2 separate regions of the Homo sapiens genome follow, and region 1 is linked to region 2. Evidence: chromatin contacts called from ENCODE Hi-C or POLR2A ChIA-PET data. All regions are on one chromosome and are shown on one strand. The core of a region is the stretch at or near the end of the contact, and the rest is flanking DNA. Distances in the headings are between cores, read along the strand shown.

Region 1 (6,079 bases), core at 3,560-6,059, 670 kb after region 2:
TTGCTCTGTCACCCAGGCTGGAGTGCAGTGGCATGATCATGGCTCATGCAGCTTTGACCTCCTAAGATCAAGCAATGAAGCCTTTGTAATTGCAAATATTATTTCGTCTCCTGACTAAATTTTATGTTTTTTTGTCATGGCAAATTATTATTTTTTAATAGACAAATCTATCTTCTCCTTTAAATCTTCTTCGTTTTGTGACCCATGAAGGCAGGCCCTAACCATCTCAAGATTTATACATCTTTATATTCAAGACTTTTACAAATTTTTGTTTTCTAGCTGCAGACAAAAGCCACCTGCAACATTTTTTGTTATGCTTTGAAGTAGGGGTCTAACTTTCCTTTCAAAAACACCCTTTACTAATCAGTCTTTTATTTATTGATCCAGGAGAATTTGGTCTACAATAAAGGTGGCATATTGATTAATAAATAAAAGACTGACTAGTAAAGGGTATTAGGGCAATTGGCTAGTCATTGATAATTTTCTGTTCCTAAGGAATCACTTCTTTTTTTTTTAGACTGAGTCTTGCTCTGTCGCCCCGACTGGAGTGCGGTGGCACGATTTCGGCTCACTGCAACCTCCACCTCCTGGGTTTCAGCAATTCTCCTGCCTCAGCCTCTTGAGTGCGTGCCACCACGTCCGGCTAATTTTTGTATTTTTAGTAGAAATGTGGTTTTGCCATATTGGCCAGGTCGGTCTTGAACTCCTGACCTCAAATGATCCACTCACCCCAGCCTCCCAAAGTGCTAGGATTACAGGCATGAGGCACCCCACTTGGCTTTTTTTTTTTTCTTTTTTTTTTGACACAGAGTATCGCTCTGTCACCCAGGCTGGAGTGCAGTAGGCTGGAGTGCAGTGATGTGATCTCAGCTCACTGCAACCTCCACATCCTGGGCTCAAGTGATTCTCCTGCCTCAGCCTCCTGAGTAGCTAGGATTACAGGTGTGCCACCACATCTGCCTTTTTTTTTTTTTTTTTTTTTGGTATTTTTAGTAGAGACAGTGTTTCGCCATGTTGGCCTTGGCCTCCTAAAATGCTGGGATTACAGGCATGAGCCACTGTGTCCAGCCCTCAGGCAACATTTCTTGCTATTTACATTATTATGGCTTTATCACTGATATATCTCGATAACTGATAATGACTTGCCTTTATTGTTTTCTCCTCCCCAAAATTCTTGGCTCTTCTTGTGCACTTTCTCTTCCAGATGAATTTAACAATCAGTATGTCAAGTTTCATTAAATATCCTATTGACTGGGGCCAGGCATGGTGTCTCACACCTGTAATCCCAGCACTTTAGGAGGCTAAGGCAGGCAGATCACTTGAGACCAGGAGTTACAGACCAGCCTGGCCGACACGGCGAAACCCCGTCTCTACAATAAATTAAAATATTAGCTGGGCATGGTGGTGTGTGCTTGTAGTCCCAGCTACTTGGCGGGCTGAGGTGGGAGAATCATCCAAGCCTTGGAGGCAGAGGTTGCAGTGAGCTGAGATTGTGACACTGCACTCCAGCCTGGGAGACAGAGTGAGACTCCTACTCAAAAAAAAACAAAAAACAAAAAACAAACCACAAAACTTTCCAGGTAACTTATTAAAACATGTTTTTTGTTTGTTTTGAGACAGAGTCTTGCTCTGTCGCCCAGGCTGGAGTGCAGTGGAGCAATCTCAGCTCACTGCAAGCTCCGCCTCCCGGGTTCACACCATTCTCCTGCCTCAGCCTCCCGAGTAGCTAGGACTATAGGCACCCGCCACCACGCCCAGCTTATTTTTTTTGTATTTTTTAGTAGAGACGGGGTTTCATCGTGTTAGCCAGGATGGTCTCGATCTCCTGACCTCGTGATCCGCCCACCTCAGCCTCCCAAAGTGCTGGGATTACAGGCGTGAGCCACTGCACCCGGCCTAGTTTTTGTATATTTTTTTTAGTAGAGACAGGGTTTCACCATGTTAGCCAGGATGGTCTCAATCTCCTGACCTCGTGATCCGCCCGCCTCGGCCTCCCAAAGTGCTGGGGTTACAGGCGTGAGCCACCGCACACAGCATTAAAGCATGTTTTATTTTCCTACACATAATGAAATCATTACCAGATGATTTGACATGTGTACTTCATTGGAGAGGATTCTTACAGTATATTCAAAATTAAATATAATGACAAAAAATTACTACCTAATCTATTAAAATTGGCATAAGTCATCTATGATCATTAATGATATGCAAACATAAACAAGTATTATACCCAGAAGTGTAATTTATTGTAGCTACATCTTATGTATAATAGTTTAGTGGATTTTTCCTGGAAATTGTCCATTTTAATTTTTCTCTTAAGTCTGTGGAATTTTCCAGTAAAAGTCAAGGCAAACCCAAGATGTAACTGACAATGTCTTTTCAGAGTTAGTTTCCTACAGTCTAACCACACTGGATGACTTGCTGTTCCAAAAATGTCATGCACTTTTTTGAGCCTGCATTTTTTTTTCTACCTATGAAGCCCAGTTCATTCTTCAAAGTCTAGTTCAAGTGTCACCTTCTCTACAAGGTCTTCCTTGATTTCCTCCCAATCACTAGGTTGTGAATTATTTAAGTAGGGATTTTACCTTTTCTTTCTTTCGTTCGTTCGTTCTTTCTTTCCTCTTTCTTTTTTTTTTGATGGCGTCTCACGGTCACCCAGGTGGAGTGCAGTGGCATGATCTTGGTTCACTGCAACCTCTGCCTCCTGGGTTCAAGTGACTCTCCTGCCTCGGTCTCCCGAGTAGCTGGGAATGTAGGTGCCCGCCACCACGCTCAGCTGATTTTTGTACTTTTAGTAGAGATGAGGTTTCACCATGTTGGCCAGGCTGGTCTCAAACTCCTGACCTCAGGTGATCCGCCTGCCTCAGCCTCCCAAAATGCTGGGATTACAGGTGTAAGCTATCGTGCCTAGCCTTTACCTTTTTTTTTTTTTTTTTTGAGATGGAGTCTCACTCTGTCGCCAGGCTGGAGTGCAGTGGCACGATCTCGGCTCACTGCAACCTCCGCTTCCCAGGTTGAAGAGATTCTCCTGCCTCGGCCTCCCAAGTAGCTGGGATTACAGGCACGCACTACCACGCCCAGCTAATTTTTGTATTTTTAGGAGAGACGGGTTTCACCATATTGGCCAGGATGGTCTCGATCTCTTGCCCTCGTGATCTGCCTGCCTCGGCCTCCCAAAGTGCTGGGATTACAGGCGTGAGCCACCGCACCCGGCCTTTACCTTTTCTTTATACACCAGCATCCAGCACAATCTTGGACAGACAAAAAGTGCCGAATAAACAACTGGTAGATGAATAATGAGAATTGATTGCTTCTTCTTTAGCATTCAAATCTTTTTTTTTAAAATTTTTTTTGAGACGGAGTCTCGCTCTGTCGTCCAGGATGGAGTGCAGTGGCGCGATCTCGGCTCACTGCAACCTCAGCCTCCTGGGTTCAAGCAATTCTCCTGCCTCAGCCTCTCCAGTAGCTGGGACTACAGGCATGCGTCACCACATCTGGCTAATTTTTGTATTTTTAGTAGAGATGGGGTTTCACCATGTTGTCCAGGCGAGTCTTGAACTCCTGACCTCTGGTGATCCACTTGCCTCAGTCTCCCAAAGTGATGGGATTACAGGCGTGAGTCACCGCGCCCAGCTCAAATCTTATTCTCTATTTAGCACTTATTTCTGCCTTTAATTATATATGATTTTATTATAATACGTTATCTCCTCTGACTAAACTCTGGAGAACAGAATATGAGTCTGATTCCTCTCTCAGCTTTCTCAGTACCTAATACAGAATAGAACGTCGATAATTTGGTCACGTATATAAAGGCTCAACATATTTTAAGGAGCTAAAGCTATTCTGAATACATTTCAGTAAAAATGGGTGCATTTTAAAAGCCTTAACCTGGTACTACATTAGTTGAGATTTATCCCCGAAAGATTAACTCGTTGGCACCACCTAGTAGTCACTAAATGTGGTGCACTTTTCACTTTTACGAAACTACAGAAACCGCTCTCAGACACTATATCTGGAGCGGAGGGTCCTCATTCATGCTCACCTGTCTCTTAGTACTCTGATCTCTGCACAGTGCCGACCGGTCTCAAATTGCACAAACCTCCAGTTCTTGACGTTCCGAGTGTCATAAACTTGAGGAAAATGAAATTATTCATCAGGACTACAAAAGGCTCAAAGTTCAAACCACCTCGGGGTGGAGATGCTGGAAAAAAGGAAACCATTAACAAGTAATTTTATTTGCTATATATAAACTTGCCCTAAGGCAGTCCAGATAACTTCCACTTGAGCAGCCTGAGACATCAAGGGCGGGGGCACTTTCCCCCTCGACTGCGCCTACCGCAGCCTTTCTGAGTTTCTTCCTAGCGAGGCCGAGAGGGTCTTTGAGGAAAATCCCGCATCCGGACACGCCTTGAGGGATGGCGTCAAACCCAGAGGCTTGGAAAAGGTAAGGGCGGAGAGCACGCCTCTTCCTTGAAAGTGAGGAGGGTTTGGCCCAGAACCAACAGGACTGGGTGAAGAATCAGCTCCGGCCACCGCAGCAAATCCCACCCCACGCGGGAACTTGAAGTCCGGCACGTAGGTCCCGCGGCGGCCGGGCTCCAACAGGCCCCAATTGCCACCAGAGGTAGCCGTAAACCCATGGTCCCCGAAACTCCTTCCGGGCCTACCTGACAAAAACTGGGACAACCTCCTTAGGCCCCCGGGATTCCCCCTGTGCCGCCTGACCGCCCGCCAGTCCCAGAGTTTAGGGCCAGGGGCCCCGCCTACCTGAGGGCACTGGCCTGGCGGACCGCGCCGGGGGAGCACTTCCGCTGGACGCACGCACTTCCGGCCCCCTGGAACCAATGAGAGTGCGACCGAGATGTTCCACTCGCTGGCGTCCGGGCCGCTGGTGATCTCCGGTAGCACTCGGGCCGGCGGACAGTGAGGGCGCGGTAAGCTCCCCGCAAGGAGCCCCTGAGAAACTGGTCGCTTTTTGTCCTAGATATAGGGGAGTCCAGGATGGTGTGGTGGAGTCTTTAGAGTCGAATATGACCCGAGGCAAGCTCATATTCAGGTTTGGGGCAAGGAGCTTTGATTGACCCTTAATTTTTTCAGTGGAACGGAAAACTTCGGTAAAATAGCTTCTGACCTTCGGAACAGATGGATTCACCTTGGAAAGGAAAAATCTCTTTCTAGAAGAGTCTTGAGGTCTGGCACCTTTAGGCTTAACGGGGGACGGCTGGGCGTCAGAGGAGGAAATCCTTCATTCCGAACGACTTCCCTTTCCTCCTAAATCCTTCTTTCCAAATCTGTAAAAGACTACATCTACTTTGCTGGAGGTGGTTTGACACTCATGCTCCTTGAGAAGGAGGTAATGAGCTGTAGGGCAGCTCTTAAAAAGTTACCCTTGGACGGGCGCGGTGGCTCACGCCTGTAATCCCAGCACTTTGGGAGGCCGAGGCAGGCGGATCACGAGGTCAGGAGTTCGAGACCAGCCTGGCCAACATAGTGAAACCCCGTCTCTACTAAAAATACAAAAAATTAGCTGGGCGTGGTGGTGGGCGCCTGTAATCTCAGCTACTCGGGAGGCTGAGGCAGGAGAATCGCTTGAATCCTGGAGGCGGAGGTTACAGTGAGCCGAGATCGCGCCATTGCACTCCAGCCGGGGCGACAGTTCGAGACTCCATCTCAAAAATAAAAATAAAAAAAAGTTACCCTTGGCTGTCGCGGTGTGACACCTGTAAACCCAGCACTTTGAGAGCCCGCGGTGGGAGGATCATTTGAGCCCAGGCTGGGCAACATAGCAAGACCCTCATAACAAAAAATTAAAAATAAAATTACCCAGAAACTGGTTGGAACTATTTAATGATGTTCTTAGTCCATCTTCCTGAAGTAGTCCACAGAACAACATCAGTGTTCATGGTAGAATTGTTTCATCAGGGCAGTTTTTTTTTAAGTAACAATGTCTTGTTAAAAAACAAGAGCTGTGTTGCCCAGGCTGGAGTGCAGTGGTGTGATCATAGCTCACTGCAGCCTTGAACTCCTGGGCTCAAGCGATCCTCTGGCCTTGGCCCCTCAAAGTGTTGTGGTGATTGGC
Region 2 (6,478 bases), core at 3,486-5,985:
ATGATGAGGCACATTCAGAACAAATGCTTTTTTTTTTTTGAGACAGAGTCTCGCTCTGACGCCCAGGCTGGAGTGCAGTGGCGCGATCTCGGCTCACTGCAAACTTTGCCTCCCAGGTTCAAGTGATTCTCCTACCTCAGCCTCCCGAGTAGCTGGGATTACACCACCATGCCCAGCAAATTTTTGTGTTTTTAGTAGAGACGGAGTTTCACCATGTTGGCCAGGCTGGTCTCGAACTCCTGACCTCAGGTGATCCATCCGCCTTGGCCTCCCAAAGTGCTGGGATTACAGGCGGGAGCCACCATGCCTGGCCAGAACAAATGCCTTTTTAAACCTTTTAAGAACATTTTTAAAATGTCTTTTTCTATGTCAAATGTAACGTTTATTTTTTTAAACAATAAAATTGATTTGCCAAAATCCGGGCTTTAATTCTTTATTTGGGGCATGAGGTGTAGGGGTTTGTGGGCCCCAGCGTCATGCTGTGTGTGTTCTTGGAGGAGGGGAGGGCTGCCGTGAGTGAGGGCCCTGAACCGAGGACAGCCGCGTGCCTGTTGCGAGTGTAAGTGTGTCTGACTGAGCAAGCCAGTGCATTCCGTTTGCAAGAGGGTCTGTGGGCCTCATGGGAGAGAGAGCAGTGGGCAGGATGATCTCATTTCATAGACTCCCAAGCAGTCTAGGAAGAGTCCCCCAACCTTCCCGGCAGCCCACTGGAGGGGAAGGAGCTCACCCCTGAGTGGGAGATCGGGAGGGGAGGGTCTTTGAGGACACCAGAGCCTGATGCCTTCATTTGTCTTCTCTCCTGTCCCTTGCCTGAGTCCTACCTCCAAGCTGTGTCACACTCCCAGGAATGTAAGTGTTTTGGGGAAGTCAAATAGGATTTCAGGACCACTTGAGGTACAGAAGTTAGAGATTTGCAGGTTGTCACCAACAGCATGCAGGACCCACACAGGCTTGGTGACATCACAAGGTGGCAAAAGGAGCAGCGCACACATTCGAAATAGGTGAGCTCTGGGCAGGGACCCCATGGCAGAGGGGACAGAGACGGGTGAGACATGCCCAGAGCCTGCAAGGGAAGATGTCACGAAGGCCAGAAACCAGAGCTGCAGTGACCGTCCCTGCCTGTCCCTCAGATGGGAGGCGCGCGGGGGATCTGCTGCTTCCCGGGGGGTAGCCCAGGGCGTCCCCTCCCTGCTTCTCTGTGGTGATGGCTGCTGGTTCCACAGTCCTCACAGAAACATGGCGGGGCAGGACTGTGGGACCCAGCCAGCGTCTGTGAGGGCTGCACTGGAGGGTCACCTGGTGTCCAGCCCCCGTTTGGGGACCCTCCCATACATGTGTTCTGGGGAGTTCCGATGGCAGGCATGGGGCGTGTGACCCAGTGCTAGCCGATCAGGACATCCAATGCCCACAGCCGCAGCAATGGGATCTGGGAGGGCTCAGGGCCCAAACTGGTCAAATCAGAGTGACCCCGAGGACTCAGGCTGAAGCGGCACCATTTCTCTGGACTCAGGCCTTGGTGAGCTGCAGCAGCCATCTCAGCGCCACGGAGGCCTAAGGACAAGGCTGGCATGGAGGAGAGGAGAGCCCCAGGATCCCACTTCGGGGGCTGTCTCTGGGACCTGATTCCAGTCTCCTGAAGTCAGCCTGCGGGCCTCGTTTCTGGGTGCCTAAACTACCTTGTAGCAGCAGAACTTAATAGATACTGGAGCTAGTAGCTTTGTTATGTATTTCCGGAAGCCCAGCAGAAACCCCACACTGACCTAAGTAAGAAGGTGATTCTCATGAACCAAGAGGACAGATCCTTCTGTTTGGGGTCAGGGTTTCAGCAGTCCAGTGTGGCAACACCAGTTGGGTGGCCCCTGCTGTGCAGCATCAGTTTCTTCTTGCTTAATTGGAACTGTTTTCCTGATAGACCATAGTTTTGGAGATGCAGGGACAGATGGAAGGGCAGGAGGGGAAGAGTTGCGCAAATCATAAAAGAAGCCGTGGTGAAGACAAGCTCAGGAGCTGCCAGCCTGAGTCCACCTTCTCCAGGGTCTCTTACAAGCTCTTTACAGACAGCCAGAGCCCGGGTGGGGTCAGCCAGCTGCCCCTCGCCACCCAGCTCCCAGCAGAAGGGGAGGGGATGCGGCTCCACCCATGCCCTCTCTTACCCCCATCTTCCCACTCACCTGTCGGGCTGAGGACCACGAAGGCAGAGACTCCATACATTCTGCTCCTTTTCGTGTTTCTGGCACTTTACACGCCGCCCTGCAGTGAATGTGTGAGTGAATGAATGAGTGAATGGCAATAAGGAAAGAGAGTGGTCAGCAAGGCGGCTGGAGGGGTGGAGGCCTGAGCGGGTGTGGGGCCAGCGGTGAGCCTGGCACGTGTCATCCTCTCTAGGGGAGGGAGGGTCTAAGCACATGGGTCTCCTGTGCCCAGAGTGGCCAGGGCCTAGGGGTGCAATGGATGTGGTCCAGCCATGGCAGGCCACCACGCTTGTTGGCACCGTGGGATAGGGCCACGCAGAAGCAGGGCAAGGTCTGACCCCCGCTCCTGACAGCTCCCACTGGCTGCTGATGGAGAGCAAAGCCACGGTCAGCGCCCACTGCTGGACGCTGCAGCAGGGATGGCAGCCAGGGGGGCCCCCAACAGCTTAGGGCTGCTCTGTCCCCCTGGAGAGGTCTCACTACAGCCCTTTCCTTTCCCCCGTCCCCACTCACTGGCTGCGGAAACCCAGCCTCATGAGTTCTGTTTGTCTGAAGAAGCATCGTTGGGAGGAAAAATTATCAAACTAAGCTCATGCTATCAGTCAGGCCCTCCTCCTACTCCGTATGTCTTTATTTTTTTACTGAAAAAAATAAAATACAGTAAGCACTCGGATGAGAATATTAATCCATGGAGATTGCCCCCTTCAGCATTCACTGTATGAGGCCTTTTTATATTTGCTTTTTTAAAAGAAAAAAATATATATATTTTTTGATGGCAAAAACCTGGACACACATATTTTTGTAAAAATCACACATGCTTGTTACAAATGCATTGAAACAGTGCAGAAAAGTACACAAATGTGTGTAAAGAAAATCACTGTCGTCCAGCCCTCCAGAAACGAACAACAGTAACAACGGGTGCACATCCTTCAAGACACGGATGCAAATAGAAGATTCAAAATATTTCGTAAAAATGGGATCCTCCTCTTGATGCTAATTTTAATCTTAATACTTAATAAATAATAGTGCATTAATAATTTTACTAGAAACTGAAGGAATTTCATTCCATTCAGAAATATATTTTGTCACACAATCAATATCATTTCCCAAAAGGTCTCTTTAACATTAGAAGTGTATGAAAAGCCAGGTGCGGTGGCTCCCGCCTGTAATCCCAGCACTTTGGGAGACCGGGGCGGGCAGATTATCTGAGGTCAGGAGTTCGAGATTAGCCTGACCAACATGGCGAAACCTCGTCTCTACTAAAAATACAAAAATTAGCTGGGCGTGGTGGCAGGTGCCTGTAATCCCAGCTGCTGGGGAGGCTGAGGCAGGAGAATCGCTTGAACCCAGGAGGTGGGGGTTGCAATGAGCTCTAATCACGCCACTGCACTCCAACCTGGGGGGACAGAGCGAGACTCTGTCTCAAAAAAAAAAGTAGTTTATGGAAAAACATTAAGTCTGAAGTCCTTAATGAATTTTAATGTGATTTTTAACTCCCTGAATCAGTTTTGATTGGGGGTGTCTACTGACTTTGACAAATACGGACATTGATTCTCCATCACTTCCCATTTCCTGGCTTCCAACTCTGGATTTTTTTTTTTTTTTTTTTTTTTTTTTGAGATTACTCACTCTGTCACCTAGGCTGGAGAGCAGTGGTGCGATCTCGGTTCACTGCAGCCTCTGCCTCCTGGGTTCAAGTGATTCTCCTGCCTCAGCCTCCCAAGTAGCTGGGACTACAGATGTGCACCACCATACTTGGCTAAGTTTTGTTTTGTATTTTTAGTAGAGATGGGGTTTAGCCATATTGGCCAGGCTGGTCTCGCACTCCTGACCTCAAGTGATCCACCCATCTTGGCCTCCCAAAGTGCTGGAATTAACAGGTGTGAGCCACTGCTCCCGGCCCCAACTCTGGATTTTTGTAGGCACATTATTTTTTCTTGCTATTCTCCAGGATCCTTCATTGTTCCTTCCTTGTTGGCTCTGTCCGACTTGCCTCCTGTGGGCTCCCACCTGGCTGCCTCCCACTTCTAATGCCCAAACTCCAGGCACCGTCTGCTGTCCGGGAGGATGGAGGTATGACCACGTCTCATTTGTCTTCCTGCTTGTGGAGCACCCTTCTTCTCTGTGTCCTTCTCTTACTGGGGCCAGGGCTGCCCCATATTCTGGCCGTGTCCATCTGTCCCTCACGCATGTGGACAGGCAGGCTGACCACACAGCCTTGCACCGCCCAGCACGCGGGGCTCAGGTCCTAACAACTGCTGACTGCTGGCTCAGGGCTGGGCACTGTTCCAGGGGATACCAAGGAACCAAGACCCCGTCTTCCTGGGCCGTATGCTTTTTGTTCTCTTGAGTCTTGCATTGCTCCCTTATTTGGGGTTCACCCATCCATCTTCAAAAGAGTCTTCCTTACCCTCTGCTGCCCCTGCCAGCTCTCACCATTTTAACCCAAAGACTTTAAAGACGATAAAGGCACTATCTCGAAGGCCACCACTGCCCTCCTGCAGGACAAATGCACAGCTTGGAGGTTGCCACCGCAAGAGGGTAAGAGGCCACCACCCCCACAACAGCTGACTCATAGCTCGGGTAAGAGGCCACCACCCCCACAACAGCTGACTCACAGCTCGGGTAAGAGGCTCCCAGTTTGCAGATGCGAAACCAAGGCTTGAAGTCACCTATCTTGCCCGAGATGACAGCTGGCAAGTGGCAACGCTGCTAGAGTCTGCCCGAGCCCTTAGTGCACTCCCGTAACCAGCAGGTCACACTAGGAGCAGCTACTCCAGGGAGAGGAAGAGCTGACACTGGGCAAACCCGCAGCTCCAGCCACCAGCAGCCGACCCATTGCCAGACACTGTGTTACATCTCCAGTCTGTATCAGGCCCCCAGGGCCCCCAGGTCAGGACTCCAACCAAGATTGGGATCCAGTTTGCTCAGCTCTGGCTTCTCCCTGGGGAAGTGTCTTCCTACTGAGCCACAGCAGAGAACATCATTCACTTGGGGCAGGAGTTGTCACCAAGGCCTGCTGGCTGCCACCAAATCTAGGAGACTAGAACAATGTCTGCCAATCCTGAGAGCAGGTCCAGAGGGGTAACTTTTATCTTTATTGCCTGGGCTGCTCTATCGTCCTCTTCCTTTATTCTCTTTGTGAATTTAATTATGGGGGGCACATAGCCGAGGTTTGTCTGCCTTCTCACTTCTACCCCAAAGGGAAGGCAGTTTGTTAAGGGTGAATTTTCTCCCCTTGGATTTCTATTTATGTATAAAAACTACCTTGGGCCGGGTGCAGTGGCTCACGCCTGTAATCCCAGCACTTTGGGAGGCCGAGGCAGGAGGATCACTTGAGGTCAGGAGTTTGAGACCAACCTGACTAACATGGTGAAACCCCGTCTCTACTAAAAATACAAAACATTAGCTGGGCGTGGTAGTGCACGCCTGTAATCCCAGCTACTTGGGAAGCTGAGGTGGGAGAATTGCTTGAATCCTGGAGGCGGAGGTTGCAGTGAGCCAAGATTGCGCCACTGCACTCCAACCTGGGTGACAGAGTGAGACTCTGTCTCAAACAAACAAAAAAATTCATCACGTAACGAAAAACCATTTGTTGGCAATTGAAATAAAATATATATGTATATATAATATTCTAATGAAAAAATATAAAAATAAAATGACCCAGTAGGTACAAATTTCTTTGTAATGGAAGACAAATGCTGATATAATTTAAATCACAATAACAGCCAATGGCCTAAAAAAGAAAGGAAGGGAGGGTTTAGAAGACTCTCGAGATAGCCCAGGCACAGGTGGAGGCCCAGAAAAGCTTTAGGTCAGGAGAAAGGCGTAAACCCCAGGTCACTTGCTATGTAGGCAGCTGCAGGGATGCAGGGCACCCACAGTGAGAGAGAGAGAAAAGGCTGCCCTGGGCTGGAGGCCACAACACCAGACCCCGAAATCCTCCTTTAAGAGGTCTTGAGCCCCTGTGTATTAGTCTGTTTTCACGCTGCTGATAAAGACATACCTGAGATTGGGTATTTTATTTTGTTTTGTTTTGTTTTATTTTATTGAGATGGAATCTCGCTCTGTCACACAAGCTGGAGCACAGGGTACGATCTTGGCTCACTGCAACCTGTGCCTCCAGGGTTCAAGCAATTCTCCTGTCTCAGCCTCCCCAGTAGAGTAGCTGGGACTACAGGTGTGCACCACCATGCCCAGCTAATTTTTTTTTTTTTTTTTGAGATGGAGTCTCGGTCTGCCACCCAGGCGGGAGTGCAGTGGCACAATCTCGGCTCACTGCAAGC

The links. A loop is a pair of places that touch in the nucleus more often than their neighbours do. ChIA-PET counts read pairs that join two places held with the same protein, here RNA polymerase II (POLR2A). Pooled maps may share reads with other maps.
Region 1: a pooled map shows a loop between it and region 2 (2.4-fold over the local background). The contact joins the promoter of LZIC here to the enhancer-like site in region 2. A Hi-C loop is called at or near these places in 1 of 50 pooled maps. POLR2A ChIA-PET finds 5 or more read pairs at or near these places in 2 of 52 experiments (OCI-LY7 and activated B cell).

Annotation. Positions count from the first base shown.
Region 1 is chr1:9,938,582-9,944,660 of GRCh38, forward strand. It overlaps LZIC (leucine zipper and CTNNBIP1 domain containing), which reads right to left and starts at 4,810. Exons shown (of 8, transcript NM_032368.5): 1 at 4,668-4,810; 2 at 4,043-4,201. It overlaps NMNAT1 (nicotinamide nucleotide adenylyltransferase 1), which reads left to right and starts at 4,894. Exons shown (of 5, transcript NM_022787.4): 1 at 4,894-4,934. RefSeq lists enhancers at 243-743, 744-1,244, 3,839-4,409, 3,943-5,142, 4,410-4,979.
Region 2 is chr1:9,270,921-9,277,398 of GRCh38, forward strand. It overlaps H6PD (hexose-6-phosphate dehydrogenase/glucose 1-dehydrogenase), which reads left to right. Exons shown (of 5, transcript NM_004285.4): 5 at 1-417. Among named protein-coding and RNA genes, the nearest start is that of SPSB1, 19 kb to the right of the region's middle. Within about 2 kb of position 4,736, at least 4 of the 41 ENCODE cell types and tissues checked have a DNase peak (open chromatin) inside an H3K27ac peak, as active enhancers do.